Linked DNA regions of Mus musculus: region 1 is linked to region 2. Evidence: chromatin loops called from intact Hi-C (ENCODE). Cell type or tissue: heart. All regions are shown on one strand. Links, peaks and the distances in the headings refer to the core of each region. The heading gives the core; the rest is flanking DNA.

Region 1 (15,024 bases), core at 3,020-11,019, 84 kb after region 2:
TCACAGCAGGAAGACAGAGGCTGCAAATATTTCAAAAGCTCGGCCACAGCTGTGTGCAGAAGCCCATTTGAGAGCCTTCTAGCAGAGATTCTTCTGCTTCCTTTAAAGTGCCAGCCACCAGCTTTGCTCCATTCAAAGAGGTACGAGTGACTGTGGCCTTCAGGGGTCCTGCCCGCCTGCCTGGATTGGAAGGGAGGCAAAACTGCGCTGAAAGGGAAAAGCATCTAGACCTCCACAACCAAGCATTGGCCTCAGATTAACTCCACAACCTGCAAAGAGGCTGCTTTTTGTCCCTGTGGCCAGGGTGGCATCCAGAGTCACTGGCATCCCTGATTCACTCAGGGCTACAATGCTTGGCTCTCTGGGTGCTGATGCTCACTATGGTGTAGGAGGCAGCTCAAGAAGCCAAGGCAGGGCTTTTCCTGCCTAGTCTCTGGATGGGTCTACTGAGTTCTAGAATAAAGCCAGAATAGGATACTCTTCAGAGCCAGGCATGAAGGATCCTATTCTGGGCCCTTTCTAGCTCTCTCATGCCATTCTCCTTTTTATAAAGTGAAAGATCTTACATACCTGAGGCCCACACAATTTTTCCTGATTATTCACTGACGCCCAGAACCCAGGAACTCCTTCCTCTGCTCTCATCCTCGGTCTAGCCTTCAGAGACCAGGGAGCATCAATGAGACATGCACCCTAAAGGGTACCCAAGGACAGCACTTTAGGGTAGGGCACTTCAGCTATGATACAAGAGGAACTTCCAATTAAAGGATGGACCCAACAGAGAATGAGAAATGAGCAGGCTGGAGGTTGCAAGTCTACAGAGGTCTTTCCTGAGCCATCTATTTCTAGACTAGAAGGAAAAGAAGGGCAAGTTTAGGGGCTAGGGACATGGCTCAGTGGCTAAGCACTTTCCTCCCAAGCATATGGACAGGAGTTCAGTTCCCCCAGAGTCCATTTACATGCCAGGTAGACTGAGAGAACTGTCTGTCATCCTTGCCAGAAACACAGTGTATCCAGAGTAAGCCAGACAGCAGAAGGAGTCACACCGACGAGCTCTGGGTTTGACTGAGAGATCTTGCCTCATTGCAGAAGGTGGAGGAGCTAATGACGATGGTCCCCACCATCATCCCTGAGTTTCCACATGCACAAGCACACATACACATCATTAGAGGGAGTCAGGGGAGGAAATGCCGGCTATGAAAGCATACTTGGCAAGGAGAAGAAAACATATTTTGTGGAACAGTTTGGGGGGGGGGTCGTAGCTTTTAGACATTCAGTTGTATTGTTGGGGACAGGGGGTGGGGGGGGAGGGAACCTTTCTGCTGTTGCACAAACTCCAGAAGTGGGTCTGAATCAGGACTCACCCCAGAAGGAGCACAAAAGGACAAAGGCACTCACTCAACTGTACGTCTCTTTTCTTCCATAAGTTAGTCACAGTGCTGGAAACTGGGTGGACCATGTGAGAGGGAGAGGAGGAGGGGACACTCGGGTGATATGCCCTGCTAAGCAGACTCACAAGGAGACTGCAGGTGAGAGGACTGACTTTCGATGAAACCAACCCAACTAATTACTCTTATCGACCAGAGCTGGCAAATAAGTCACTCAGAGTGAATTTGTTTAGTGCCGCCTGTTACAAAGCCTTGTGAAAGAAGTACAGGCCCTGAAGGGTTAATGACCTAGCTCCACTCCCACAGAGAGACCAGTGTCCTTTGGTTGTTCTGATTAAAAACAATTCTGCTTCTGGAGATGCCTGCCTGCTTCTGCTTTCTTTGATTTCTGAGTCTCCTCCATCAATCCCATCTAAGACTATCACCAAGACATTTATTCAAAAAGGCATATGGGGGAGAGGCAGGCGTGGAGATAGATGCAGTTAAGAGCACTTGCTGCTCTTGCAGAGTACCTGGGTTCAATTCCCAACACCCATGCCTTCAAACTCCTATATCTCCAGTCCTAGGGGATCTGACACCTATCCTGACCTTCACAGACTCCTGGATGGGCTCCTGAGCATACATGGTGTATGTATGGTAGGGGTAATGCCAGCTCAAGGTCAAGACAGAGGAATAAATAACTGTACAAGATGGAACTGTAGGAAGACAGAAGGAGACCAGCTTGATTCCTGCTAGATGGCCAGGAATGGCTTCACATTCACTATTCTATTCCAACTGAATTCTTCCCAACGAAACAGAACTTCCAGAGAACACAGAAGCCTGGGGAGATAGTCCTGGGAGAGGGTGGGGCATACACAGGCACGGAAGCAGATCCTTCCCATTAATGCTAAGAAAAGGCAAGTTATCCCACTCAATCTGTCCTTAGATATCTAAGGATATCAGGAGCAAGCTACAAGGTCAGAATGGTACCAGATGTTGACAGACCTTATCTACCAGGCTAAGGATACTGACAGTTCCAGAGAAGTTGGGAAACAGTCTAAGTAATGATGCTGGCAGTCTCTTGGGAGACAAGAAGAGACCAAAAGAGGTCTATTTGCATAATTTAAGCAAGAAGATCTAAGGAGGGAAAAATAGGTTTTGAGTGTAAGAAACCGAGACTGCAGCTTAGTGAATTTGTGCTTTATTCTATATGCAGAAGCTCTCATTTCCATCCAGCCCCTTTGTCCTGGTCACCTTTTGACATCAAAGGTCCTTGGTTGCAAGCCACAGTCATGGATTTATCAGATGACCCTGCAGCAGCTCAGAGATGAGGGAGGCCTGGTCAGCTGCTTTGAATACCAGCTGCCCCAAGGTTCCAGGCAGTTTCCTCTGCGGGGGAGTCTCCAAAGACCATCTCCAACGTCTGTCAGGATTTTTGTTACTCTATTCTTGATTCAGACTCAGGGCAAGATCGGTCATTTCTCTGCCCCTCCTGCAAAGGGCAGGTCACTCTGATCCACAGCTGCATGACACTCTTCAATCTGGAAGCAGAACATGACCAAAGCCACAGCCCTAGGCTGCCTACAGGACTGACTCAATAAACAACCCTGGAGACTAAAGAGCATGGAGCACCTAGTGGAATGTGCGCCTAGTACAGCTTCTAACTGGAGCGGTCACGAAGCAAAATGTCTGGTGTCCGTCCTCCCCTTCACCTGCCTACATGTGCAAGCCACTGACATCTCTGCCTTCCTGGGATGTCCTGGAAAATTTCAAAACTAGGTGCACAACCCCGGAAGTCTAGGGAAGGGGAACTTGTCAATCCACCTACAGCCCCTTCTCTGCTAGCCTGCCGGCCTCACACCAAGGTTTCAGCCACCCGCCCGGTGCACTCCCCTAAACGGTGTACGTTCCTAAAGCCAATTATCATTTCCTGCTAGAGGGGCTGTTTGGCATTTGAGGGAGTGATTTGGGTTTTCTTTTCTTTTCTTTTTCCTTCAATACTGTTCTATTTAGAATGTGAGTTTGTCACTCCCCGCTTCCAGCACTTCCCTGCTTCCGGCCTTCCTGTTGTGGGCCCTGCAAATAAATACTAGGTTCCTGGAGAGTTGCTGGGGAGGGGAAGGGAGGAGCTGGGATCAGTTAACTTCTAGTGGGTTTCAGGAGTCCTTTCCCACCCAGGACGTTCTGATGTGGAGGACCTGGCTAAATTTAAAGCTAGCATCAAACTGAAATCTGTCCCTGGCTTCAGACTGTGAGCTCCAAGGGGTGCACGGACACCCTTGGAGGCCATACTGACCTCCGAGGATGAGCTGGACATTAGATCTGAGTATGTTATGATTCTGGGGGGGAGGAGGAAGTGGGGCTGGAAGGGACAGGAAAGAGTGGGAAAAGAGGGAAAGACCAGAAGGGAAAGCATTTATCCCCTTTTTGGTACTAAACTGCCACTCTTCTAATCAAACTGGCCCCGCTGTTTACAGCCCAGAATCAATATTAACTCATCATAAAATTGAAAGTTTATGGTCCCTAAAAGAAACATTGAAAAAACTATGTACATCCTATAACTTCTCAAATATGCTGGCTAGATTTTTTCCATATGGGTAATAGAAATGGTTTGCAGAGGTGAGTTGTGACCAGCCCTAGGGATCTTTCCCTTGGGAGATTTCCATAGGGGAGGGGAGGGGAGGAGAGGGGAGGCAAGGCTGGACACTAGATGGAGAAATCTTCACAGACTTACATAGCCCCTGGAATCGAGTTCCCATTCTGGACCATGGGTGCTAGCCCTCCTCACACGCCTCTCCTGCCCTACTTGGCCTGCTAGCCTCCCTCCGTTCTTCCAGCTCTTTCCACTGGCGTCTCATGCAGTGGGTGTCTTTACTGTAGGGTTCTCTCCCTTTATTGTGGCCTCTTCCTCCTTAGTTGCAGTGGAAGCTTCACAGCCCGTTTATGAAAGGAGAGAAATGAAAAGAGGGGAGGGAGAAGGGGACAAAATGGAAAGAGGGGGAGGGGAGGGGCCTTAGAGAAAGGTAAAGGGAGGGGAGGGGAGAGAAGGGAAGGGAAGAGGAGGGGAGAAGAGAGTAAGTTAGGGGAGTGGAGGGTAAGTTAGGGAAGGGGAGAGTGAGTTAGGGAAAGGGGGAGGGGAGAGGAGGGAAGGGGAGAAGAGCGGAGGGGGAAGGAGAGCATGGGAGGGAAGGGGAAGGGATTGGAAGGTATTCCCTGAGTGGCACCAAGTTGCTTCTTCTCTAATCACACTAGCATTGCTGCTGCCCTTTTCTCTAATGTCACCTGCATCCCCTCTAGACTCCTCCCAATTTAAAAACACACCGTGTTTTGCTCTTGATTTTGTGGTTTTGCCCTGCAGCCTAGGAATGGGAGCATCATGACACAGTGACCTACCCTGCTTCCTGCCACAACCCAGTGCATTGCACAATGCCAGGCATCAGCAGCTTAAAGTGTTTTCCAATGGAGACTGTTCCTTGAGATGAGCAGGTCACTGTGTCCATGCAGGGGACTCCACTCCTGTGGCTCAGCTTCCTTTTCTTCTCCCCAGCCCTGTACAGAAATCAAGTCTTGCTATCCTGGCCATGTTAGACTCAAACTCCTAGATTCAAGCAATTCTGTCTCAGCCTTTAACAACAACTCAGGCCAAAGGCATGCTCAGCTCTTCAACACTGAAGTGTTCATCATTCTCTCTCTCTCTCTGTCTCTGTCTCTGTCTCTCTCTCTCTCTGTCTCTCTGTCTCTGTCTCTCTCTCTCTCTCTCTCTCTCTCTCTCTCTCTCTCTCTCTCTCTCTCTGTGTGTGTGTGTGTGTATACATATATAAGCAAGCATGTATGTAGCGGCCAGAGATCAGCATGGTATATTCTTGCTCAATCAGGGTCTCTCACTGAACTTGAAGTTCACCAATTCAGCAAGACTAGCTGGGTAGAAGACAAAGGAACATTAGTTACCTTTCTCATTGTTGTTACCAGATACCCAACAAGAATCATCGCAAACTCTCCGGCTGCCACTACATGAGAGGGGCAGACAAGGAAGCAAGATACCCCAGAGCACGGTCTACCCTCCCTCTTTATTTACAGGTCTATGTTGGAGAATTGAGACTTTCAGTTCTTTCATTCTTTGGTTTATATGAGGCATCAGCATGCTCTATCCATGTGGTCAGACCCTTTACCTCTGCCTTCAGACTAGACACCACCCCGTGTGCTGGGAGTGGTGAGTGGACATGGCCAGTCTCCTTCGGGGTTCCTAGCCTCTTGTCCGTGCTCGGTGAGTCCGCACCAACTGCAGGAGCTTGGGCATTGGATGCTCTTCTGCTGTGCAATGGAACTGTGTGCTTTACCTGATTATGGAGGTGCTGGGAGTTGCAGGCATGCACTGCAATATTCAGCTTTTTACATGGAGGTTAAGGATCTGAACTTGGAACCCATACTTGCTCACAGCAGTCTATGGACTAAACGGTCTCCTCAGCCCCTAAGGATCACTTGAAGCTTTTCCTGTTCTTAATTGAGGTAAAACACACCTGACACATGGTTTACTATGTTAACAGTGGACGTGGACATCTCAGTGACAGCAGGTGCATTCCTAAGGCTGCGTAACCAGCACCCGCTTTCATCTCTAGGGTATGTTGTACCTCACAGCACTGAAACTCCACCCCATTGAATAATAGCTCCCCGTTCTTCTTCCCCCAAGCCTCCGGGAAACACCACTCTATTTTTTTGGTCTCCATATCTTATATACAGTATTTACACTTTGCATATAGCTTATTTTGAGTAATGTCCATGTTGTATCATGTGTCAGAATCCCATTGAATGGGTATACCACCACCTGCCTCCCTGCACCTCTGTTGGGGTGGGGAAGTGGCATTTGAGTTGCTTCTTCCTGGATCTTTTGACTTTGGGGAATAATCTACAAGTGTGACTATATAATTAATCTTATAAGGTAGCCCTGTTTTTAGTTATATAAAGAACTACTGTGCAGATTTTAAGGGAATAGAACACTTTGAATTTCATATAGTAATTTTCTCCACATCCTCTCCAATATTTGATTTTTTCCAGTTTTTATTTTGGGGGTTTTGTTTATTTGTTTTTTCAGAAGCTGGGGACTGGATACAGGACCTCATGTATATTTCTACTCTTTTGATGGTAGCCATCTTAACAGATACAAAGTGATGAATCACTGTGGGGTTGAGGGGAGGTGATTCTGTCTTGTAGCCAGATCTCATGTAGTCCAGGCTGACCCAGGCTGACTCTGTAGCCAAGGATGATATTAAACTTTTGGTCCTCCTGCCTCCACCTCTAAAGTCTTCTGAATAACAGGTTATGTCACCATACTTGGTTGGTGCCGTCCTAGAAATAGAACCAAGGCCTTGAGTACAAAGCAAGCTCTCAGTTGCACTACATCTCCAGCTCACCTGGGGACCGTAGGAAGCCTGTCAGCATGCAGAAGGGCCTGGAGAACTACAACCCACCAGCTAAGCAAAGCTTTGTTTTAACACAGCCATGTTTATTCTTTTCTGTGTTGTTTATGGCTTCTTTTTACAAAGCCTGAATATTTGCTGTCTGGTTCTGTGCCTTCCCCTCACTGGCTCCCAACCCCTCCAGAAGAAGGACAGTAGCCAAAGGGGAAAAACGGGAACCCCACACCTAGAGACTAAGCCCATCCCTTGGGGCATTGGAATCCTTGGGGTCATCTGGAATGTAACTCTCAGCTACATGGACTAGCTGTAACTTGAGGGAAGTTATAGCTTTCCTGCAGTCCAGCGCGGCTTCCCTGGGCTCAGCTCAGAGAAGATCTCAGGATGGCTGCAAATTCACTGAGGACAGAGAAGAGGACAGGAGCCCATGGAAGTCAGAACCCAACCCATCCCCTCTCCATGGCCATACTCCCAGATATGGCAAGGTTTCTGGTCTGAAGAGGGAGTGGTAGACTTCATGGACTGAGGAAGCATGAGTTGACACCTCACACTCCTATGACTTTTAGCTCTCAGACACGTTACAAACTCATTACCCTCAAAATTAATAACTATCAGTTTTCACTTCGCTGAAGCTCATGGACACTTCCCAGATTTCTCAACCCAGTCTGACAGAAAATTCCAGAAAGAGAAAAGTCCGAATTAATCTTAGTTCTTCAGCTGTCAGCTGGCCTTAGGGAAGTGACCCTGTTCTAATGATCCCATTTCCTCCTCCACATCCTGAAGACTCATTCTGAGAGTTGAGAGAACACCGCCAAAACATTCTACAGTTGCTCGCTTCCTTTCCTAATCTGTGGGTACCATGAACCCCAGAAGCTTCTCCTCAAAACACCAAGTATCTGAAGTTCGGCTCGCTTAGCCATTCATTCTCCAATTCCCCCCTTACTTTCCCTGCTTCCTCAGGCACCAACACAAAGGATTCACTGGGCTTCAACAGAGACAGAAGACAATCTGCTCTGTGGGTGATGTCTTCATTCTCTGGAAGACACTGTGGGTTTAGCCCCCTGGAGAGTCACCATTCCAGGAAGCAAGTCCTAGGCTGAGGTCATTCTACTCTAAGGGTCCCTGGAGAGAAAGTCAATTCCAAACCAGTCAACTTCTCTGGCCCTGACTCAACACAGAGTTTGGCCTCAGAACTCACTGTTTTTGGAGGCTCATAAACAGTCTCTGAGAACTGCTGGATACCAGAGACCAGTTTCTAATTCTTAGCATCGTCCTCATCAGTCATAGCCATTTCCATGAGCCCAAATACCAAGATCTATAGAGCAGTATTGCGACTTTTTCCTACACAGATGTGAAAACATGACCAGCCATTTATATTTGGCAGAGGTAAAAGGTCTGACCACAGCCGGGCATGGTGGCGCACACCTTTAATCCCAGCACTCAGGAGGCAGAGTCAGGCAGATTTCTGAGTTCGAGGTCAGCCTGGTCTACAAAGTGAGTTCCAGGACAGCCAGGGCTATACAGAGAAACCCTGTCTCAAAAAAACCAAAACCAAAACCAAAAAAAAAAAAGGTCTGACCACATGGATAGAGCATGTTGATGCCTCATATAAATCAAAAAATGAAAGAGCTGAAAGTCTCTAACACAGACCTGTAAATAAAAAGAGAAGATAAACTGCACTCTGGGGCATCTCACTGCCTTGTCTGCCACTCTCGTGTGGTGACAGGCAGAGAGCTTGTGATGATTCTTGTTGGGTATCTGGTAACAACAATGAGAAAGGTAACTAATATAGTCTCTTATTCTGGTCTTCTAAATGTCAGCTTTTAAGGACCATGACTTTGACCCGACCCCTTCTTCCATCAGCTCTTAGCCAAGTCACTGTGCCTGTACTCACGCTTGGGTGACAATGAGAAGAAGGAGTTCCAGAGAGACTAGAGAGATTCGTGCTCCCCTCCATGGTCCAGGCCTGGTAGACTGAACACCATGAGCTCATCTTATTCGTACAACATTCACAGTAGCCATTAACACCCAAACAACCACAGGCTTAAGACTCCAATACTGAGTGATCGAACAACGGGACTGAGGGAAAACTTAGAGCTGATGGAAAGAGAAGCTATCACCAAGATCACCAATATAAACCACACAGCCTCCTTCATCAGGAAACACCTTAAGTGTGTGTTTTCCTTGGTGAAAGGCTATGATTTCATGTATTATGTGTTTATTTTTCTTTTAGCTGTCCCACTCAGGGCTCCATGAACTGCTTATATACTCATGACTAGCTCTTATGCACAGATCCTAAGTAAACCTGGGCACCTCCCCTGGTACTGGGAAGCAGAGATTAGCCTGAGCTTTGGTAGGAACCCCTGGAGGAAGTAGCCCATAGGCCACTTCTAGAATCAAGGGCCACTTGGTGGAGAGAGTAGTTTTACTGAGGCAAGGATCAGAACTTACAGAACCTAAATCCAGAGGCTGTGTTGTTCCGTTGGAAACTCCCTGAACCCTGATAGCTTAGGGAGAATCCAAGAAGCGGGAAAAATCATGAACTACAGCCCTTGGGATCTATCTACCCTGCAGTGCTCTATCTCATGGGCTCGCAGTCTCCTTCTGAACCCCTATGGACTTAAACCCGCCTCTCTTGAAAGATCTTGGATCAGAACACCGTGGGAATAATTTCTCATACAAACAAGCTCAGAATGAGGCTCAGGTTGTATTCCACCCACCCTGCTCTAACCACATCTCCTGAGGGACTCGTCCTTTCTGGGAATGGAGAAAGGACCCACCTGATGAATGGGCATGTCAGAAAGGGTGACAGAGCCAGTTGCCTTGAACTGACACCTCCTGCCTTCCTTCCCCTCCCACTCCTGAGTCAAGAGGGGAAAGTGTGTCAGGCCAGCAAGCATCTATCACAGGGCATATGTCCATGATCAAAGCCCACTGCCCTTCATTAGCATTGCTTGGAGCGGCAGGGACTCCCAGATTAGCAGGGATTTGTCGGCCAGTCAGAAACAGGGAACAGGGAGGCTTCCTGGGGAGGCTGTGACACCCAGGAGAGATACCATTTCTGATGAACCCGGAGAGGCGAGACACAAATGCTTGGTTTCAGAAAACACACACAATCCCAACTCAACCCAGCCCACTGAGGACCCATTCCAAAAGCAAGCACAGGGTGGAGAGAGCCAAATGGATTATATAATCCATTATATACTCACAGCCTAAAACTCTATTGACAGGTATGAGTAACCATGTTCTTACCAATTTGTGTGTGTGTGTGTGTGTGTGTGTGTGTGTGTGTGTGTGTGTGTGTACACGAGCACACCCATGCATACACACATGTGCTAGTGAGCATGAATCTGTGTGCACATAGACCAGAACTCTATGACAGTGTTCCCTGGGTACCACCTTGTTTATTTTAGACTCTTTCGTGGGCCTGGAGCTCACAAATTAGGCCTAGGCTGGCCAACCACTGAACCTCAAAGATCCAACTCTCTCCTTCCTAGCACTGTGACTGAAAGCATGATTCCCAGTTTTTTATACCTAGGTTCTAAAGCTCAAACTTATGCTAAGCAGCAACCTCTTTACACCTGAACAACTTTCTTCTTCTTTTCTTTCTTTTTTTTTTTTTTATTTTGGTTTTTGGTTTTTGGGTTTTTTTTTGTTGTGGTTTTTTTGTTTTTGTTTGTTTGTTTTTGAGACCAGGATCTCATATATCTCAGGATGGCCTCAAACTTGCTCAGTAGGTATAGGATGCCCTTGAACTTCTGATCCTCCTGTCTCTACTTCCTGAGTGCTGAGGCTTCCTGAGTGCACTATGACCCCTCTTGTGCTGTTCTGGGATAAACGCAAAGGTCCTGTGCGTGCTAGGCAGGCTCTCTGCCGACTGAGCTACATCCCTAGCCCTCACTGATTCCCTAGGCAGGTGTGAGATGAGCGTCCACGGTGGACAGGCAATCCTGAGCTGGAAGCCTTCTTAGAAACCCTCCAGAACCTGTGTTCTGTACTTCAGAATGGAAGAAGCATCTCAGGAGATGATCATGAAGCTCGGTCAGATACAACATCTAAGGCCACCTAATCCCAAGCCTGGTGCAGAACAAGTTGGCTCCATATGGTAGTTGTTACTACTCTCATAAAAGTTTAAGTTGCTAGGGGAATTCTGCCAATAAATTATTGACTAAGATTATGGATTTTTTTTAAAAAAAAGTTATAATTCTACTTTCTGTTGTTTAAACCCACCTTTGATGTAAACAGGAATTTCAGCAATTTAGGAGCTCAGGTACACAGTAAAATCAGTACCATATGCACTTGCCCGTGTCTGTTTCACTTTTATTTTTTAAAGTCCCTGACGACAAACCAACAACACAACAAACCTCTCTTCTTACATCAGAAAGAAAACATCACAAGTACCTGTATTTACCAGCTGAAGATATGGCTTAGCAGTGAAGAGCAGGTACTACTCCTGCAAAGGACCTGAGTTTTGGTTCCCAATGTCCACGTTGGGCTGCTCACAAGCACCTGTGTTTCAGCTTCAAGGGATCCCATGCCCTGTTCTTCTTTTCTCCTTGGGTGACCGTTGCACTCGCACGCGCAAACACACATCATTCACACAAAAATAAAATAAAATAAATATTTAAAATAAATTAGTCTGAGACTGGAAAAGTGGCTCATCGCTTAAGAGAACTGGGTGTTGCCGGGCAGTGGTGGTGGCACACACCTTTGATCCCAGCACTTGGGGGACAGAGGCAGGTGAATTTCTGAGTTTAAGGCCAGCCTGGTCTATAGAGTGAGTTCCGGGACAGCCAAGGCTACACAGAGAAACCCTGTCTTGGGAGAGAGAGAGAGAGAGAGAGAGAGAGAGAGAGAGAGAGAACTGGGTGCTCTTGCAGAGAATTGGAACTCAATTCCCAGCAAACACATGGCTACTCAGTACAGTTCTAAGGTATACAGTGTCCTCCACAGGCACTGCATGCACAGGGTATATATATATATATATATATATATATATATATATATATACATAGATATATAGATATATACATACATACATACATACATACATACATACATACATACATAAAGGCTAAACACTCATACACATGAAAATAAAAATAAAATCTTTTAAAAATCAAACAAACAAAATTTGTTTGTTCTTTAAAAGATCCATGCTTTTTTCTGGCCACAGAGAGCTGGAGTTAGCCTCCCTGTGGAGGATCCCATTTGCAGCAACTCAAATGACAGGCCCTGTCAGTGAAGCTGAAGAGGCCCCAGGAGTATTGTTGTGGTTTGGCTAAATGATGATCGGATGAAATACGGCTGCTGCATCTTCCTGAGGATGCCTTCACATTAGAGCTCTCTGCAGAACGAGCAAGGCAGAGCAGCACGGGCTTGCTGTTTCACACGTTCATGTTTCTCATTTTGATATTATATCATGAACAGCTGTAGGGAGAATGTTCACTGTCCTTCTTGGAACATGATTCACAAGGGTTTATTTGTCATTTGGTTTCAGCATTTAAAAGCTAAAGTATTTCCAAACTGTCACCATTGAGATATTCCTAATATTACAAAAGAGCAATTATTTCAGAGAATTCTGTTTTAACATTTCCTCTTAGCCCGTGTTCGGTGGGTTTGGTTAATGAGACTGTAACACACACTGGAAATGGTTCTCTTCCACACTGAGTAACAAATCTTCCCGCACATACAATATGGAGCTGAAAATACCAGAACAATGTGTGACACTCAACTTAGGGTTTACTGATGTGACAGAAACCCCGCAGCTCCTACAGTGCTAGGCAAAGTTACAAAGTGTGTCAGAAAATGTGTGCTCACTAGCTCCCACTTGTCCATGGAAGGGCACAAGAGGATTTGGAGTCAATCTCTTAGACAAGAGAAAGTACCTGGCTTCTCTGCCACCTAGGTGTCCACATCAACAGAAGAGAGAGGAAGATGCATGACTTAAAGTAAAAACAGAATAGGAGAATAAAGGGAAACATCACTATGGCTGACAGAAAGCTGAAAGGGGATCATGACAGCCAGGTTCTAGAACCTCTAGCTCAGGAAGCAACGCCGAGTACAGCACTTCACAAAAATGTTCTCTGATTTTTATGTCAGCCTCATCACTGCCATAGCACTAAATATTTTAAGGGTTTCGGGGTCCTTTGTTTGTTTGTTTTACATTTTTAAACATTTATTTTTATTTTATGTGCTTGGGGGTTTTCCCCCCAGCATGTATGTGCACTATGTGTATGCAGTGCCCCTGGTGGCCAGAAGAGGGCACTGGGCTCCTGGAAATGAAGTTACAGTCAGTTGTGAGCCAGAATGTGGGTGCTGGAAATCAAATCAGGATCCTTTGCAAAAACAGCCAATGCTCTTAGCTGCTAAACCATCTTCCCAGCCCCCAACTAAGTATTTTACTACTATAAACTCATTGATGAGATTAAAAACAAAAACAAAAACTAATGTATCAAGCACTGACTGTGTTCCACAAAGCCAGACTACATAAGGTAGGAGAAGAAGGAAGGCCCAAGCCTCTTGACTTAGCAAGTCAAGCATATTTGTTACTGCTGTTTTGCCTGCATTGGACTTAAGGGGAAAGGCTTAAAGGCTAGGCTGGGGTACACAGCCATGGGCCAAAGGGGGCACAGTCCTGGCTAATAGAAGTTACCAGTTACTCAGGAAACAATTTCATAAAGAGAAAACCTGTATTTCCTCATCAATTCATTGCCTCCTATTCTGGGCCTTTTTTTTTCCTGGCTATGCTTTGAAACATGACTCTCTCACTTACAGTTCAATGGATCTACAGTAACCTATGGGTTATTAGCCTACTCTTGGCATTGCCTTCATTCATTGAAAATGACCATAGAGATCAGCTCCAGGGTCTGGAGATGCCTCATTCACTGCTCTTGCAGAGGGCCTGAATTTAGTTCCTAACACCCATACTGGGTGCCCCACAATCACTGTAAGTCCAGCCTCTGGGAATCCAGTGCTTTATTCTGGCCTCCAAGGGCACCTAAAACTTATGTGCCTCCCCCCCCCACCCCACTACCCCCACACAGAGAATTAAACACTAAAAAACTTTATATATATATATATATATATATATATATATATATATACACACACACACACACATATATTCATTCCACATTTCTCAGATCTAGAGGACCTCTCATCAGATCTTCTCTTTCTTCATGGTAGCCTAAGACAAGTTGAAAAATGATCACTCATGGGCACTTGAAAGGAAACTGCTTGGTGGCAAGCTTAAAAGAGACATATGGAAAGACAGATAATTGTGAAATTTGTCACTGCAGAGCAATGCTTTTTTTTAAAAATGAGCTTTCATTTTTCAAGAACTACTTGAGTGGACTCCACAATTGTATCTTTGGCATCTCTGGAAATGAAAACCCAGGATGTTGAAAGGTTGGAGGTTTTCCCTAGAGACCCAGTAATGAGGGAATGTAAGAATGCTGTAGGAATTCGAAGCATGACTTTGTGGAAACTGGGTTGGGGCCATCTCAAAGGAACAATAAAGGATGTTCTGTTCACCCCAATGGCTGTGCTTCTCCTGTGGTGGATTTCTTTGAAGTTCAAATGAGGAGTTGTCCTTGGCTGGGCTCCATAGCATGCACCATTCTCCCTTCCTTGATCACAGTCATAGAGTGGATACATTCTCCTGCAGCCTAGCTAGAAAGGTATACCTCCCCAAATGGAGCTTCTGATGTAGGGAAGTGGCAGGGGTAGGGACACTCTTTTGTGAGTCAAGGTGACCAGCAATGCTGGGTTTCCAAACTCCAGAGTCTTTGAGTAGACTCTTGACCTGAGGTTCCTCTTACTGGGATAACTGGTCTACCTCACATGTGGTCCTGTAGTCATGTGACTGTAGAAACCATGAATCACAAAGTGAATCCAAATGGTAGACATGAACAACATTAGTAAAATTGCCATTAAGTTTGACAGTAAAGGCTTCTCATGTTCAATGAATTGTTTGATCTCTGGTTTCACTGGTCAGCAGTGAAACAGCAAGAATTGGGAATTTAGTCAAACCCCTGAACTAGACAAGACATTCATCCTCCCTGAGCCTGAGTTTCTTTGTCTATAGAAGAAAGAGAAAAATGAATGCCTTTGTTTTCTTGTTTAAGACTTATTTATATTTTATATTTATATATTTTAAATTGTGTGTGTACATGTGTATACACACACACATGCATACCCACACAGATGTGTGAGTGTGTGCATGTGTGCTCATTTATGACTGTTGC
Region 2 (15,024 bases), core at 3,793-11,792:
GAAGAGCTTTAGTCTGCGGAGTCAGATGCCTGGAAGACAGACCCCTGCCTTGAACACCTCTGAGGAAGGCTGAGGTTTGGCTGAGGGAGCTGTGGGAACCGGGAGCACCTTCTCCTGAGAACATTTTAATGGACTCCCACCTTGAGGTACAGCAGGTGGTGACGTGCAAAGGACAAACTGAAAACAAAGAGATGCAAATGGGGCACAGTGGCTCAGTGCAGCCCACCCCAGGAGAGCCCCTGGGCAGGCCTGGCTTTGAAGGTGATGGATGGAGCTTGGACTCCCAGCTCAGTTGGCTTCAGACTCCCAACCACCTCCTGGAAGACTTAGGGTGGTCAGATTCTCACAGTCACACCAGCATCTTTGTTATTCTTCAGGCTGACCATCTTTTAGAGATAGCTGAGAGTGTGTCCGTGGAATGTCTTTGCTGTTACATGGCCGAAAGCTGTGGCAGGTCCTGAGCACCACTAACTAAGATTTAATAAGCTTGTTCCTGAAGTGAATTCTGGCTATGAGGTGTCTCCTGGCATCCCCAGCAGAGGCTCTAAAGTAATGAATCTGTCCAATCATGGTCTAGACTCTGTGAAGCCATGAACCAGAAAGTTTTCAGTTTGTAAGTTCACTGCCTCCGGTATTTTGTGATGGTTACAGAAAGCTGAGTAACATTAGGCACAGGGGAGACCGGGTCTATGCAGAGTAAAGCAATGACACCGTGCATTGTTCTCAGCTGCAGAGCATACCAGGCTTATGATACTGACTAGTGGAGCAGTTTGGAGACTGAGCAGAGGTCTTGACGTCCTCCAAAGAGAAACCTGGAATGTAAGCTGCTCACCTAGATACCTTCTCAGCCTCGAACACAGAAGCAGTAAAGAATCTCTTTTCAAACGGTCCAGTTTTGAGACTGTGGTGAGACTAGAGGCCCTGAACTGTGAAGTGCTGCTGTCCCTTGTCAGCACCGAGGAATCATGGGTAAGACACAGACCACTGCCGTTGGTTCAGTGTTTTCATCTCAGGTTTAGCCATTCCCAGTTGAAGAGGATTGTAGGAGGCACATTTAAGGTATGCAGTCGGTATCCCAGAGGTCAGAGCCAGCATGGCTATATGGCAGGACACAGGACACAACCTCTCTGGCATCTCGTCAGTCGACACAGGCTAAAATATCTATGACTCTTGAGGTTCGGAAGTGCTCTTTGCTGCTACTATATAAGTCCCTTCTCTCGGTGGCAGAAGCTGTGTCTGCTGGTCCACAGTTCACTGGTTTACCCTTTGGAGCTATTTGTAACAAGAAATCAAAGAGCTGAAGGAACAGTAGATGTGTGGCTATTTACCTAGTCTACTATAAAACAAAAAGGAAGACTAAGGTGGTAAAACTCCAGACCCTTCCCTCCTCTCCCCTCCCTCTCTTTCTTTCTTACCCTTCCTCTCCTCCCCTTCCCACCTACATCCTCTCCTCTTCTCTCCCTTCCCTTCCTAAACCTCAGTTGCTTCCTGTAACTAATTGGGAATCTTATATTGTGTTTGGATTTTTGTAATGCCTTTTCCACTTTCTGGAGATGAAGTAATTAAAATATTTTCGGCTGGAGATGTAATTTAGTTGATAAGAGCGCTCACCTAATGTGCACCTGGCTGGCCCTGGGTTTGGTCCCCAGAAGCGTATGAAAACAGGTATGATGGTGCGTTCCTATACTGCCAACATCTGGGAGCAGAGGCAGGAGGATTAGAAGTTCAATGTCAACCTCAGCTTCATAACTGAGTTTGAGGCTGGCCTAGAGTACATGAAATCCTGGTTCAGAGAAAATATTTAAACACACGTATGATCATAAAACAGGAAATCTCAAACATTTAATAATCCATATTAAAGGAAAAAATTGCTGTCCAGGGTCACCTGCTGATACCAGTTGGTCCAGCCAACACTTCTGAGGTGGATGCACCTGTCTGGCCTGCGACTTCTCCCTTCAGCAGCCTGCTGACCTATGACTCGGAGAACAGGCGAGGGTGTCTCTGAGCTGTTAACTTCAAGATACAGAGCTTTCCATTTAGACAGTGCGGGGCAGCTGAAGTATATGGTTTGGCCCCGAGACTCAGCCTGAGGAAAGCCCCAGGATTCGTGAGAGCAGCCCCGGCTGAGAGTGGTTCCAGTTGGTCACTCCTTTTCTCAGGTTCAACTGTATGACTCCAGGGTAATCTGTGACAAATGGCTTCCATGTGCTGAGGCTATGGAGTGTCCTCCTGTGCCAAGCTCCGGCTCTCAAAACGGCAAGCATCTTTTCACTCAGCTGTGGCCATACACCAGCATCATGCTGTTTCCACACACACTCTCTAGTTCCTCAGACAACTATGAAGGTATTATCTTAAATTGCAGCAGTGCAAGGTGAGGGGTGGGGTACAGGTAGACCCTAAAGCCTTCTGCGTTTCAGATTAAGCAGAACACTTGCAAAGCAAAGGTCTCCAAGCTCCCCTCAGACACACCAGATCAGTTTACCTATCTGGGAGTCTGGGGTAGCACTTTTTTATATTCCCCTTTGAGATCCACACGCTATCTGTGGCCATACCACCTTGAGCACAGCTCATATGATCTCAGAAACTAAGCCAGGCTTGAGCCTGGTTAGTGCTCAGATGGGAGACCCAAATGTCAGCTTCCCCAATGCCTGAGGTGGGTACTTGGAACGACCCACCAGACAATTGTTTCCTGACAATAACTTCCCTGAAAGGAGAGTGGTTGCATCTAGAACCCTGGCTTAGCCCAAGAACTGTTTCTAAGCATGGTCCCTCTGTGGAAGTTACTCATTTGAAATTGGCCAAGGCTATCACCATTGTTCTTAACCACACAAGTTAATCTCCAACTAAGTTCAGACTAGTCAAAGTGGCTTTAAGTCTGTTTCTATGTCCTGGTTACTCTCTGTGTTGGCTGATGGGGAAATGAAAGAACAGAATATAAAACAGTCAGTGGCGATTAGTAAGAGGGATAATGAAGGCCCCGTTGACAGCTTGGCTTCGGTGCCTGAATGCCTAACAGTGTACTTCCAAAATAGCTGCGGTTAACTCACAAACCTGGGGTAGGTTTTCATGAATAAATAGTGGAAACGCGCCTGTGTTTACCCAGTCGACGTTGCTTCTCTTTGATGGAAGGGATAGCAATAACTCCTGCTCTCCTGAGTCATGTGGTTTCTGGCACTGTCCTCCGATCTTCTCCCCTCGGCCAATGGAAAGCTTGGATCAAAGGAGGTGTGGAGGCCCCTGCCCCTGGACTCATCTCCCAGCAAAGATCTTGTTCAAACCTTGTGCTGACCCAGAATCTTCTCCAAGGCCCTTAAGGGTTCAGTTAAAGTGTTTGATTGAGTCAAAAATCTTCCATTAGATAACACAAACAGAAAGTGATGTTTTGCTTGCCTGAAGCCATTTTACTCACCACCCTGATCCCACCTCAGGAAGGGTCAGGGACCTCTGCGTGGCAGGAATGGCTGGCCCTGCATCTGCACACAGTCAAGTCTTGCAGAACCCAGTCAGTGAACAGAGAAAATGGGGAACCGTCTTGTAGACAAGACCAATTCCAACACAGAGACTCAGCCATCCTGTTAGAAAGATCTCTCTGCCTCCACCTCCTGAGTACTGAGAGTCAAGGCTTGCCCCAAACCTGGCTTGTTGTGACTGTTTAGGACTGGGAAAGGTGGAGAGCAGGGACCCAAGACCTCAGTTCCTGCCTGAATGCTGAGCTCTCAAAATCTGTGGGAGAATGGTGATGGGTGTTCGGGTGGACGGTGTGATGCAGAGAAGATAAGGTCTCTCACAAGGCACTTGCACAGTGCCTCCTGCTGGTGAGCACTTTGAGTTCACCTGTGACCCATGTCTATAGGACAGGAGCATGCCACTGTCCCTACTCCACAGAGGAAGAAGCTGAGCCTGGACCGGTCACCCACTGCTGGGAAATAGTGCAGGACAGCCTGGCAGGCCCACCCTAGCCTCTCAGAAACCTTCTTCAGTCTGCCTCCAAGACTTTGGGCTTGTTTCTCAGACTCTCCATGTGTGAATTCCAACTCTGAAAGCAGAACAATAAACAGCCTTCCTCCTGGACCTGCTAAAGGAAATAACGCACGGTAAGTTTGCACAGACTTGAGGATGTCTTAGCAAATATCAGCTCTCTTTGAGTTTCAATGTACCAGTTCACTTTGCTGTGTTACCATGTCCCCTGCTACTAGAGAGGTATTTTCCCAAGAGCCTATACTTAACCTAAAGCCATTTGATGAGTGGCTGCTTACTAACAAAAGGAAAGGGCAAAACAAAAACAAAACCAACCATCAAACAAACAAAAAACCAGGCATTTCACCAGGCCTAAGGTGTTATTCAACAGGCACAGCTTAAGTCCTGCCTTAGAATGCAAAACAAAAAGCGAGCATGAAGACATGTTCTTTGAAGATGCTCTTCCAGGTCCCCAGAACGGCTTGCTGTAAGTATTAGCTTGAAGGTGTTGACAGTCCTCTGTGTCTTTCAAGCAGACCAGCTCTTGGTCTAGGCAGTGGTTGGGGCTTTCGCTGTTTGGCAGTGACGTGGAAAGTACATCTAGAGCCACCACGGTGTTTCTGAGGTCTGTGTGATACCCACTTCCACACTGATGACAAGGCTGAGGACCAGGCAGTGTGTCTTCCAAGAAGCCACTGAGTGATGGACGTCCTTTCTCATAAATTCACATCTCTATGCCATGACCGTCCTGCACAAGGGGCTTCCGCATGTACTTCGAAGATGGGGGGAGGGGGTGAAAGGGTTGGAAGTATGGATGGATTACTTGAGGCGTTGTGGGTTGGGAAGGATATCTTAGGGGAAGTAATTGCAGAAGAAAGGGAGAGGACTCCCATTCTGTGTGGCTATGTGCAGTAAATGCTTGGCCAGTGATCTGTCCAGCTGGGGAAAGGCCAAGACTAATTTAACCTTTGGTCCAATGGCTGGGAGTCAGCTAGTTTCCTTCCCCTCTTACATCACTCCCAGAGATCCAGACAAAAATAACATGGTCCCGATTACATGACATTACAGGCTCTGAAAATCCACTAGGGAGGAGGGTGTTGAAATCCCTCAGAGGCAAATTAATCCTAGCAAAGCAACAGCTGGAAGATTGATGCGAAAGGAGGAACTGTAGCATATTGCTTCCAGGCTTGTGGGGAAGTTTATTCTAATCCAAGCAATTTCAAGAGGGGTTAAAAAGCACTAATTTGGAAGCATGTCCGTTACGTTAAGATGGGACCTAGTTCAGTGGTCCACATGCTGTCATCTGTTGGTCGGCACACTTTGAGCTTGAATTCCTGTGTCCTGGTGTTTATCTTGGTTGTTTAGTATTGAGATAGCTCACGCCATGGCCAGAGAGTTCACCATTGATGTGTTGGAATAGTGTCAGGCCTCTGTGGGCGATACAAGGTCCGAGGTCTGGCAGTCAGCTCTGCCTAGGCTGTTGACTGAACCCAGCAAATGGGAGCTGGGTACCTGTTCTTTCTCCTGGGGCTCATCTTGTCCAGAGTGGACACTTGAGCATTTCCTGTAAGCACAGCCTGGAGCCCCTGGAGGACAATTTGCAGAACCTGTACGCACCATTTACACTCACGAAGCAAAATATTTCCTCTCCCCAGGACACAGCAGTCCTCTGCACGCTGCCTGCTTTGCAATTGGATGTTTCTTAGAGACCCAACATGAACTCTAGACTAGAAGTGTCCCAGCTGGAGTGGAACTAAGCTGCAGGAAACACATACTTAGCATAAGAGAGAATCTATAGTGATAGTTATAGGCCTGGTCGCTGGGCCCTGGGCTGCCTGAATCCAAACTCTTAATATTCTCAGCACTGCCTCACAACCCTGGACAAGTCCTAGCTGTACTTCATGTTCTCATCTGGGAGGCAGAGATGAGAAAAGTAGGCACATCACTAAACGGCTGGAAGGGTGGATGGCTTTGTTGCCTGGTAAATAGTAAGGACAGATGGACAAAGCTGGCTGAGGAGATGGTTCATTGAGGCACATGAGGACCCGAGCTCGATCCCTGGAATCCTTAATTTACAAAGAGAAAGAAGGCAATGCATGCTAACACAGACTTGTAATACCAGAGCTCACTTCAGCTAGCCCAGCTGAAATGGCAAGCTGTCTACAAACAAACATGCTTGAACAACGATGTTCATAGTTGTCTTCTGTGTTCTTCAAGAACTGCTCTTACTGTCAGAACACAGTGGTCTTAGAAGTAGGTAGGGCAAACCTACTTCAGAAGCTGAGTGGTGACCAGTGCCCCAATGCAATCAATGTTCAGGACCAGATTCAGTTTTAGCCCTTTAAGTCATAACAGCAAAGACATCTGGAGACTTGAACATGTGTCTCATAGTGTCCCTAAACAGGTCAATGGCCTGGTGCCTCTAGCTCTGCCTTTCTCGGCTTTGTTCTTCTGTATCTGCAGCAACATTGCTATTCTCAGATCACCCTGGGGGCAGCAATTAGACTAGAGAAGAACTTCTCCATGTAGGACACGTAGAAGCATGTCCTGGGCTGGGCTGAGTGTCTTGTTGTCTATGGTCACACTACAGGTTGAGATGAGAACGAGATCCTGGGCTGAAGTTAGCACTTTTCCTCCCAGGCCCACAAGTCTGAGCCCTACCCAAGGCCTCTAACTCTTGACTCCTTCCCAGGGAACACTAAGACCCAAGTGCCTATAAAGACTCCCCTAGAGAATTTCTATTCAAAGCAGACCAATATTTAGGGAGAAACTAGTCATTCCTTGGAGATCCCGGGTCTGCTCTGAGATTCCTCTTGTAGCATATGATTTAAAAAATAAAACAAGCCAGGCGGTGGTGGCGCACGCCTTTAATCCTAGCACTTGGGAGGCAGAGGCAGGCAGATTTCTGAGTTTGAGGCCAGCCTGGTCTACAGAGTGAGTTCCAGGACAGCCAAGGCTATACAGAGAAACCCTGTCTCAGAAAAAAAAAAAAAAAGGAAAAAACCACCCATATACTTAAAATAAATAAATACATCTTTTAAAAAATAAATAAAGAAAACAAAATGAAAATGAGGGGCTGGAGCATAGCTCGTTTGGTAAGACTGAAGACTTGTAAGCTTGAAGACTTGAGTATGATCCCTAGAAAGCTGGGCTTGGTGACGGGGCCTGTAATCCCAGCACCAGGGAGGTGGAGACAGGTGGATCCCCAGGGCTCACTGGCCAGTCAGCCTAACATACTTAGTGTGCTGCAGGCCAATTAAAGACCCTGTCTTAAACAAACAAGGTTGAGTACCTCTGAGGAATGACAGCTGAGGCTGTCCTCTGGCCTCCAAATGTACACATTCCTCACGTGCATGTGCATCAGTACACACAAAAAATCTAAAAACACATATGAAATGAAGAATACAAATTGAGCCATTACCAGATACCCTGGTGCCAGTGCCTTCCACCTGACACGCACTGTGGCTCACTTGTCTGGTTGTGTTCTCGAGGCCTGGTTTTCAGGTTACTTAACACATCGGGACCATATTTCTGACTTCTCCATAAATCTTTTGCTAGTACAACGCATAACTAGTGGGACTTCAGGCCCAATCTTTTGACTCCCAGCCCAGGGTCTTTCAACTCCAGCATGAGAAGTTAGTAAGGAATCCAGTTTGGGATATGAGGAGGCTACAAAACTGGGGACTGTTCCAAATGGAGATTTCCCATGGGCAGGACAGGGCCAAGGCAGATGGTCACTCATCGACGCAATGAACAGTTGTTGGATGCCAACAAGGCAAGCCTTGCAGATTCCTGGAGAATAAGGCAGCCTCGGTCCCACCCTCATGGAACTAATACTTTTCCAGGAAATTCAAATAATAAACACAAAATTGCACAGATAATGATTAGTGCCACAGGGTCGAGCTCAAGGTGATGCGGGGAGGTCTGGTCTAGACATGAGAAGAGCTTAGTAAAATCTGTCATCAGCTTCCCACACCAGGGCCTAGTTAGTGTTATCTACCACCCTGCCTCACCAGCGTGGAAGAAAAGAATCCAGAGAATCCTTATACCTCTCACTGAATCCTTCAGTTCAGTCTCTCAAGTTCTTTCCCAACTGGGGCTGCATCTCCTCTAGCATCAGACCTTTTGGTTAGTCTACCACAGCGCCCTCTACTGGTTAATTCTCATTCACTTAGACTATGTTTCTCTGCACTCACTCACTCACTGCAGCTTACTTTCCATTCCTGATTATTCTACCCTTCACCACCCACCCTCCACTCCCTGCTTCCACGTCCTCTGTATCCCCACTAGACTCCTGCAGCCTCAGTGCCTTCCCTTGACTGTTAGAACTGAGCCACGCTCCAGACTCCGTGATGGTCAATCCTGACTGCCAACTTTAATGGGAACTAGAGAGGGAGAGACATGGCGGAGGCTTAAGACCCGCTTACACTGCAATGCGCCCTCTTCTGGCCTCTGAGGTGAGATGAGAAGGATCTGAGGGAGACTGGATCTGACTGAGAGAGCTTCCTGGCCCCAGGCTTCAGGGAAACCTTTGTGTGACTTTCCTGAAGTGACCCCCTGACAACCTAGATCCCAGTGACTCCCTCTGCCACATGATTTGTGTGGAAGTGGGGTGCCTGTGGGATTCCTGGTGTGCTCCTTTGCTTATGAAATGGCAGGTTCTCACTTCCTCTTCTGAGTAGTGTGCTCTCTCCAGTTGTGTTTGGGAACGTTACATAACTGCCCTTTCTTCTCTTTCTCATTCCCATCTCTTCCTGTAGAACGCCTTCTGGGTGAATACAGGGCTTTCAACAAAAACTATTTGTCAAGTACCTCTGCCTTGCAGTCAGAGCTTGCTGGGCATGATTCTCTGTAGATGTGGGGCCGACAAACAAGGAGAATTCCCCTTCCTTAAAGGGTTAGGCCTCTGAAATTCCTTCCTCCTGGAGAACCTCAGGTACAGATAGATAGGTATAATAGAACTACGCTAATAAAGAGTAATTCAAAACACCGTGCTCAGCTCATTAAGGAACAGCAAAAGAGTGCCAGCTGACTCAGTTGTCCTAGCTGGCACAAACAAGTCTTGCTTCTCTCTCCTTCCCTCCTTCCTACCTAGGCAGTTTAGCCACACCCATCTTTCTCTTGGCCCCTCCTCTCTCCAGCCTCCTCTCTCTCTCTCTCTCTCTCTCTCTCTCTCTCTCTCTCTCTCTCTCTCTCTCTCTCTCTCTCTCTCCTTGTCACCATTTGTTCACCGTCACCCTCCTCTGTGCCTGGCTGAGGCTGGAAGCACGTCAGGAATTTTTAATTGGAAATACCATGAGAACTGTTATCACCACAGTTTCACCAGGGAGAGATCCAGGCCTCGGGGGCCGATGATGGGTGATTCCCTCAGGCGGGCGAAGTTTAATATCTTACCTAGGTTAACCAGGGCAGTTGGCTCTAGGAGCCAAGGCCCCGAGTGGAATGTGAGAAATGAAGTCCAGTCTGACAGGAAGGAGGGTGGGTGTGCTGAATAACCCAAAATTCCTATAAAGTCTGAAGAGGTGGGAGAAACAGACAGAGCAGGAAATCAATTAGAAGGGAAAGGAGCTGGGATTCCACCTCTCTCTCTCTCTCTCTCTCTCTCTCTCTCTCTCTCTCTCTCTCCAACTGCCCACATAAAAATGACTGTGAGGGAAAGCAGGTACCACCTGGAGCTGGGAGACAGCCCCCCAGCGCCTCCTCCTTCCCTGCCTGGAGTGGCTCAGGCCTCCCTCTGTTCTCACAGCTGTCCAGCCCTGGGTCAGATGAGCTCAGCCTCTTCTGATCTCCTCCCCTGTGAGGTCACCAGCTCCCCAAGCTCCACCGGCCTTCTCCCAGGGCTCGGGCAATTTTCCCATCTGCCAGGGCCTCAGGAACAGGGTAGGGCTAGGGGAGCCGAGGATGAAGGCTGAGGATGAGGTATGCTGGCAGCGGGTGGGCTGGCCCGGCTATCATGGAGCCATATCTGAATCAGATGGTCCTATCTTCAGCTATGGGGAGCAGAGAAGGTACAAGGTGAGAGGAAGCATCAGAGAGAGGGGCCAAGGTCTGTGATCCTCATAGTCTCACCTACCAGAACTGGAAGAGATCGGAAATCAGCCCTACTCTGCCTCCCAGGCTCTTCAGCCTGGGCCCTGGATTGGAGTTGGACAAGCAATATTCCAACTCCCTTCAAACCCATAAACTCCCAGTTTGTCTGCCTCCCACAAGAAGGCCCTGAGCAAGACTTTGAGAAAAGGATTCTACTTCTGACAAACGTAATCTAGTTCAAGCTGCTTGTGTTTATTTATGAGCAAACACAGTCCCACAAAGGTTAAGTGGTGAGTCAAAAGAATATAGCAATAACTAGGTAGTTGCACTACCTTGTCTTCATATCCTCAACTGACTTTTCTTATGACTGAAGTGAGGAAGAGGAGGAGGGGGAAGAAGAGGAGGAGGAAGAGGAAAGGAGGAGGGGAGCAGCCACAGCATGCGTCAGGCTTACTGAAGGAGAAAATTATATTTATCCTTCCTTACTACTCTCGCAGCTCAAGTTATTCAAGCAAGACTTGAGACCCAGAAGGTCGGTGTGGTTCTCAGAGGCCTAAATGACATTACGTCCTTTCAGATCTAGAGCAACACGTTTTTAAGATAAAATACCATGAATCTGTGATTGTTCCTCTCCAAGTTGTTGGGATGACAAAGTCACTTTTACTACCAAACAGATACAGCTTCCAGCTTTATAAACATAGCTACAAGAATCAGTAAATCATTAAAATAACATTTAAAAGGAAAGGAGGATAAAGAACAGAGAAAGAAAGGGAGTGAGGGAGGGAGGAAGAGAAGGGAGGAAGGAAGGAAGGAAGGAAGGAAGGAAGGAAGGAAGGAAGGAAGGAAGAAGAGAGAAGAGGGAGATAGTCATATTTGCCAACTAGAATGGGTGGTCCTCTTATTCCTGAGGACTAATTAGAAAACTTTGAGACCAAGGCAGACATTTTTTAGCTGCCCCCGTGCTATGTCAAAGGGAAACTCTGAGTTCTTACAGGGCATTTTCCTCTGAAAATTTTCTAAACAAAGACAAAAGTAATGAAGGCTACATAAAGCTATGAGGAACTATGAAAGGGGTTGTCATCTGGACAAGGAGGTGGTAGGGGTTGGGGTGCTGTCAGAGATGCAGCCAGTGTGTGGCTGGGAATGGTGACTGACTGGTCCTGGGACCCCTCCTCCCCAGACAGTCCTCACCCAGTCCCAACATGAGCAACTAGGCTAGCACATGGTGTTTTCTTTTTCCTGAAATAAAACATCATCACCTGGACTTAGCTTAAGTAACTGTGAACTTGTAAAAGTCTGTTTGTCCTTCCCCAGAGACCCATTCAAGTGGTTTTTCAGATGAATTTGTTCATGCCAACACTTTTCAGTGCTTCTCTAATTGTTTCTCACAGGCCCGTGGTAGAGAAGGATTATTCCTGCTCCCTCTCCTCAGCCCTGGTGCAGGTGAATAAATCAAGGCCCATAAAAGAGGTGCTGTGCTGTGCTGTGCTGTGCTGTCCTGTGCTGTGCTGTGCTGTGCTGTGCTGTGCTGTGCTGTGCTGTGCTGTGCTGTGCTGTGCTGTGCTGTGCTGTCCTGTGCTGTCCTGTGCTGTGCTGTGCTGTGCTGTGCTGTGCTGTGCTGTGCTGTGCTGTGCTGTGCTGTCCTGTGCTGTCCTGTGCTGTCCTGTGCTGTCCTGTGCTGTGCTGTGCTGCAATGCTGTGCTGTCCTGTGCTGTCCTGTGCTGTGCTGTGCTGTCCTGTGCTGTCCTGTGCTGTGCTGTGCTGTGCTGTGCTGTGCTGTGCTGTGCTGTGCTGTGCTGTGCTGTGCTGTGCGAGGCAGGAGCCTCCTCAGAGGCATCCTCCCAGTGCTGGGACACCCGCCGGTGGGTGGGTGGGTGTGTTCCAAGACAGAGCAGCTTGCAGGCCTCCCAGCTGAGCTGTGCCTGTAGACCCAGGTGCCTGTTTGGTTTGGCCATGGCAAGCAGTATCCTGTTGATAGCCATTAAGTGCTTTCACAGCTTGTCAGGGAGTGCACACATTGGAGTTTTTAAACTACTTCAGGGGCTGACGCGGTGACTCAGCAGATGAAAGTGTTTGTCCTACAGGTCTGAAGACCTGAGTTTGATCCCCAGAACCCATGTGATAATGAAATACACACTCTCTCTCTCTCTCTCTCTCTCTCTCTCTCTCTCTCTCTCACACACATACACTCATACACACAGCAATTATTACAAGTTATATATCATATAATAATGTACTATGTAAGCATATGCTAACATAAATATTACTAAATGTATAAATATGAATGTTGTATGAACAAAGTGTACTAATCCAGTATGTACGTATACATACACATCAGTATATCAGTATACACATATGAATTACACTAAACATTAAACAAACATCTAGCACTGCATGCAGAGCTGTTTCTGGAGCTTTGTACATGTGCTGGGGTCACAAAGCTGAGGGGGACATGCAGGGTGGATGTGGGCTAGGAGATGAGAGTCAGATGTGTCACTCAAGGAGCAGAACATTGAGTCACCGCTGCTTTCTCTCTGTGGTTGAACTAGCCCTTCCCAGAGCGGCTGCTTCCAAGTCCTCTGCCACCAGCAACAGTGACCCGAGAGGGCAGTAATAAGGAGTTCTACAGAGCAGAGGAACTGAGCAGAGGATGTGTCCCTCCATCCCTCCATGCCATTTCTCCTCTGTAATAGATGATGGAGGACCTTTTCTTCTTGAGCATGGGTAGTCTGGAACCAGGTGCGGGGATAGGGCTGGAGAGAGGAAGTCATGGCTGTCAAGAGCTGGGTGCATCAGAAATGGAAGGGATCCCTAGCTGGCTCTGAAGCCAGTGTGTCCTGTGATGATAGACTGAGGAAGGGAGTCCGCATCTGACATAGGAAGCTGGGGCTGGATCTTCGGGATGGTCCCGAGGGAGACAGTTCAAGGGGCTGAGGGAGTGTAGATTCACAGTGAGAGGAAGGTTGGAGATGAGGGGCTCAGGTTCATTTTATGTCTGCCTCTCTTCATACAATGTGGAAGAGCCACCTCTACCTGAACAAGTCCTCTCTAGTGAAACACAAAACCCCACTCCCGAGACTAGAGTCCTTTCTACCCTAAATCCCGGTTCTCTTCAGAATCTGGAATGAAAGGACAACGGTACCTGAGCTCAGGCAGGAATGAAGACACACCAGCTGATTCTGATCCAGGAGCATGTCTTGGAGAACAAGGAGACTTTGCCTGGAAGTAGGAGATGTGGGTGTTGGCCCTACAATGGTCCTGAACTTAGCAAGAATGTGGGCAAATCATGTCACATCTGTGGATTCTTTCTTACAAAACTTAAGGCAGAAAAAAAACATGATGTCCCTGGTTGAAGAGGTGAAGGCTCATGAATCTTCCCCAGCCACAGTACCCTGGTTTTGGTCTGACTATCTTCTCCAAACTTGATGTTGAAATCTGACTGCCATCTTGGCAATTGTTGGGAGGTGGAACCTTCAGTTGGTCACTATGAAGGATCCAGTCCCATGGTGGACCAGTGCCTTTAGAGAAAAGGCAGGTGCAGCCTCTTTTATGTGTGTATTAAAATGTCTGTGCCAGTTTGTGTGGCAGGTACAATGTGTGCAGGTGTACACGTGCATGCATGTGCATCTGTGTGTATGTGTGTGAAGAGGCCAGAAGACAACCTCCCGTGCCATGCATGCCACAGAAGCTAGCTATCTGCCTTGCTTTTTGAGGCAGGGTCTCTCAATGGCCAATGAGGATAGGCTGGCTGGCTAGGAAGCCCCAGCTTCTTACACTGACAGTACGGCCAGTTCTGCCCTACAGTTTCCAGAGGAATGCTAAGACTTCCTTGGGGCAGCCTCCTTGCCTTTCTGCTCACATTCTTTCACTTCCCCAGGCTCCACTTTCTATTACCCACAATGCCACTGTGCTGCCTTTCCCTAGTCCATGATGCTCAGAGACTGACTGGACTGTGAATGGGTTCAAGTGTGTAGGATCCCCAGGTTGCTTCCTAGCCGACAGAGGTGGCTTTGGTTTTGCTGTTCTTTCCCTGGGTTTTTTTTTTTCTTCCCTTGTTTCCTGCTGGCTTTAATTAAGCCTGTGGAGTCTCCCCCAGGGCTGGCCCTCATGAAATGAGGTGACCCAGCTCACCAGGGCTGCTCCCCAGAGGCCCCTCAGCTCCAGGCTTATCACAACAATTTCTGCTTCACATTTTCCACAGAACATTGCAACCTGAACAGGAAAATGTAGCTTGTAAGTGCAGGAGCCAGCCAGGGCACAGGATCCCAAACAGGAAGACTCCGGATGCTCTTGCTGCCCAAGGGGCTCAGCCTGCAAAGCGGCTGCCAGGGAGGGACGGAGCTTCTCTATACCAAGGAAAATGGCTCCTGGGCAGAGACACAGAGGCCAAGCCATAGTTAGCACAGCTTTGCAACTGGGCCACCACCTGTCCATGGGTGCCTAGCTATGGGGGGGGGGGGAGGGGGGACCAACTTAATGCTAACTCTGCTTTCAGGGCCAGGATTCAAGGGCCGTGACAACTTTCTCTCTCTCTCATGTTCTGAGGTTATAACCAAAAACTCTAATACAGATCTTTGGGAAAATAACCTCCTAAAGAGCACATGAGAGTGGTAATATTATTCAGAGTAAGATACGTTGTATTGTAATGACAAACAACCCCACAGGTCAGTGGCTTGACAGGTCAGAGTCTCATAAAAACCTGAGGTATACCGTTCCCAAAAAAGAACACCTCAGGTTCACCCCTGGCCTGGCCTTCACACACATGTGCCCACACATACATGTGCATACACACACATGTGCCCACACATACATGTGCATACACACACATGTGTACACACATACCTATGCACACACACATGTGTACACACATACCTATGCACACACATGTGTACACACATACCTATGCACATACATATAAATACACACATATGCACACACTTAAATATGCATACACACACACATGAGTTATAACATACAATAAGTCAGTCCTTGCCAATGCACAGTCCTGTAAATCCTGCCAAACACACCCGGTTTGAT

Evidence for each region. A loop is a pair of places that touch in the nucleus more often than their neighbours do. Peaks named below come from ENCODE experiments on the same cell type or tissue, not always from the same donor. Only the 100,000 strongest peaks of a DNase experiment are listed, where the experiment ranks them.
Region 1: it touches region 2 in a loop (2.1-fold over the local background); 1 of 42 quality-filtered maps calls a loop at or near these places.

Annotation. Positions count from the first base shown.
Region 1 is chr9:71,397,071-71,412,094 of GRCm38, forward strand. No RefSeq gene overlaps it. Among named protein-coding and RNA genes, the nearest start is that of Gm32769, 31 kb to the left of the region's middle. In heart, for the core only: no CTCF peak of the experiment used is centred there; a DNase peak (open chromatin) is centred at 7,921; H3K27me3 peaks cover 984 bases.
Region 2 is chr9:71,312,330-71,327,353 of GRCm38, forward strand. No RefSeq gene overlaps it. Among named protein-coding and RNA genes, the nearest start is that of Gm32769, 54 kb to the right of the region's middle. In heart, for the core only: CTCF peaks have their summits at 3,818 (motif pointing left) and 8,119 (motif pointing left); DNase peaks (open chromatin) are centred at 4,942, 5,452, 7,642, 9,732 and 1 weaker place; H3K27ac peaks cover 681 bases; H3K27me3 peaks cover 680 bases.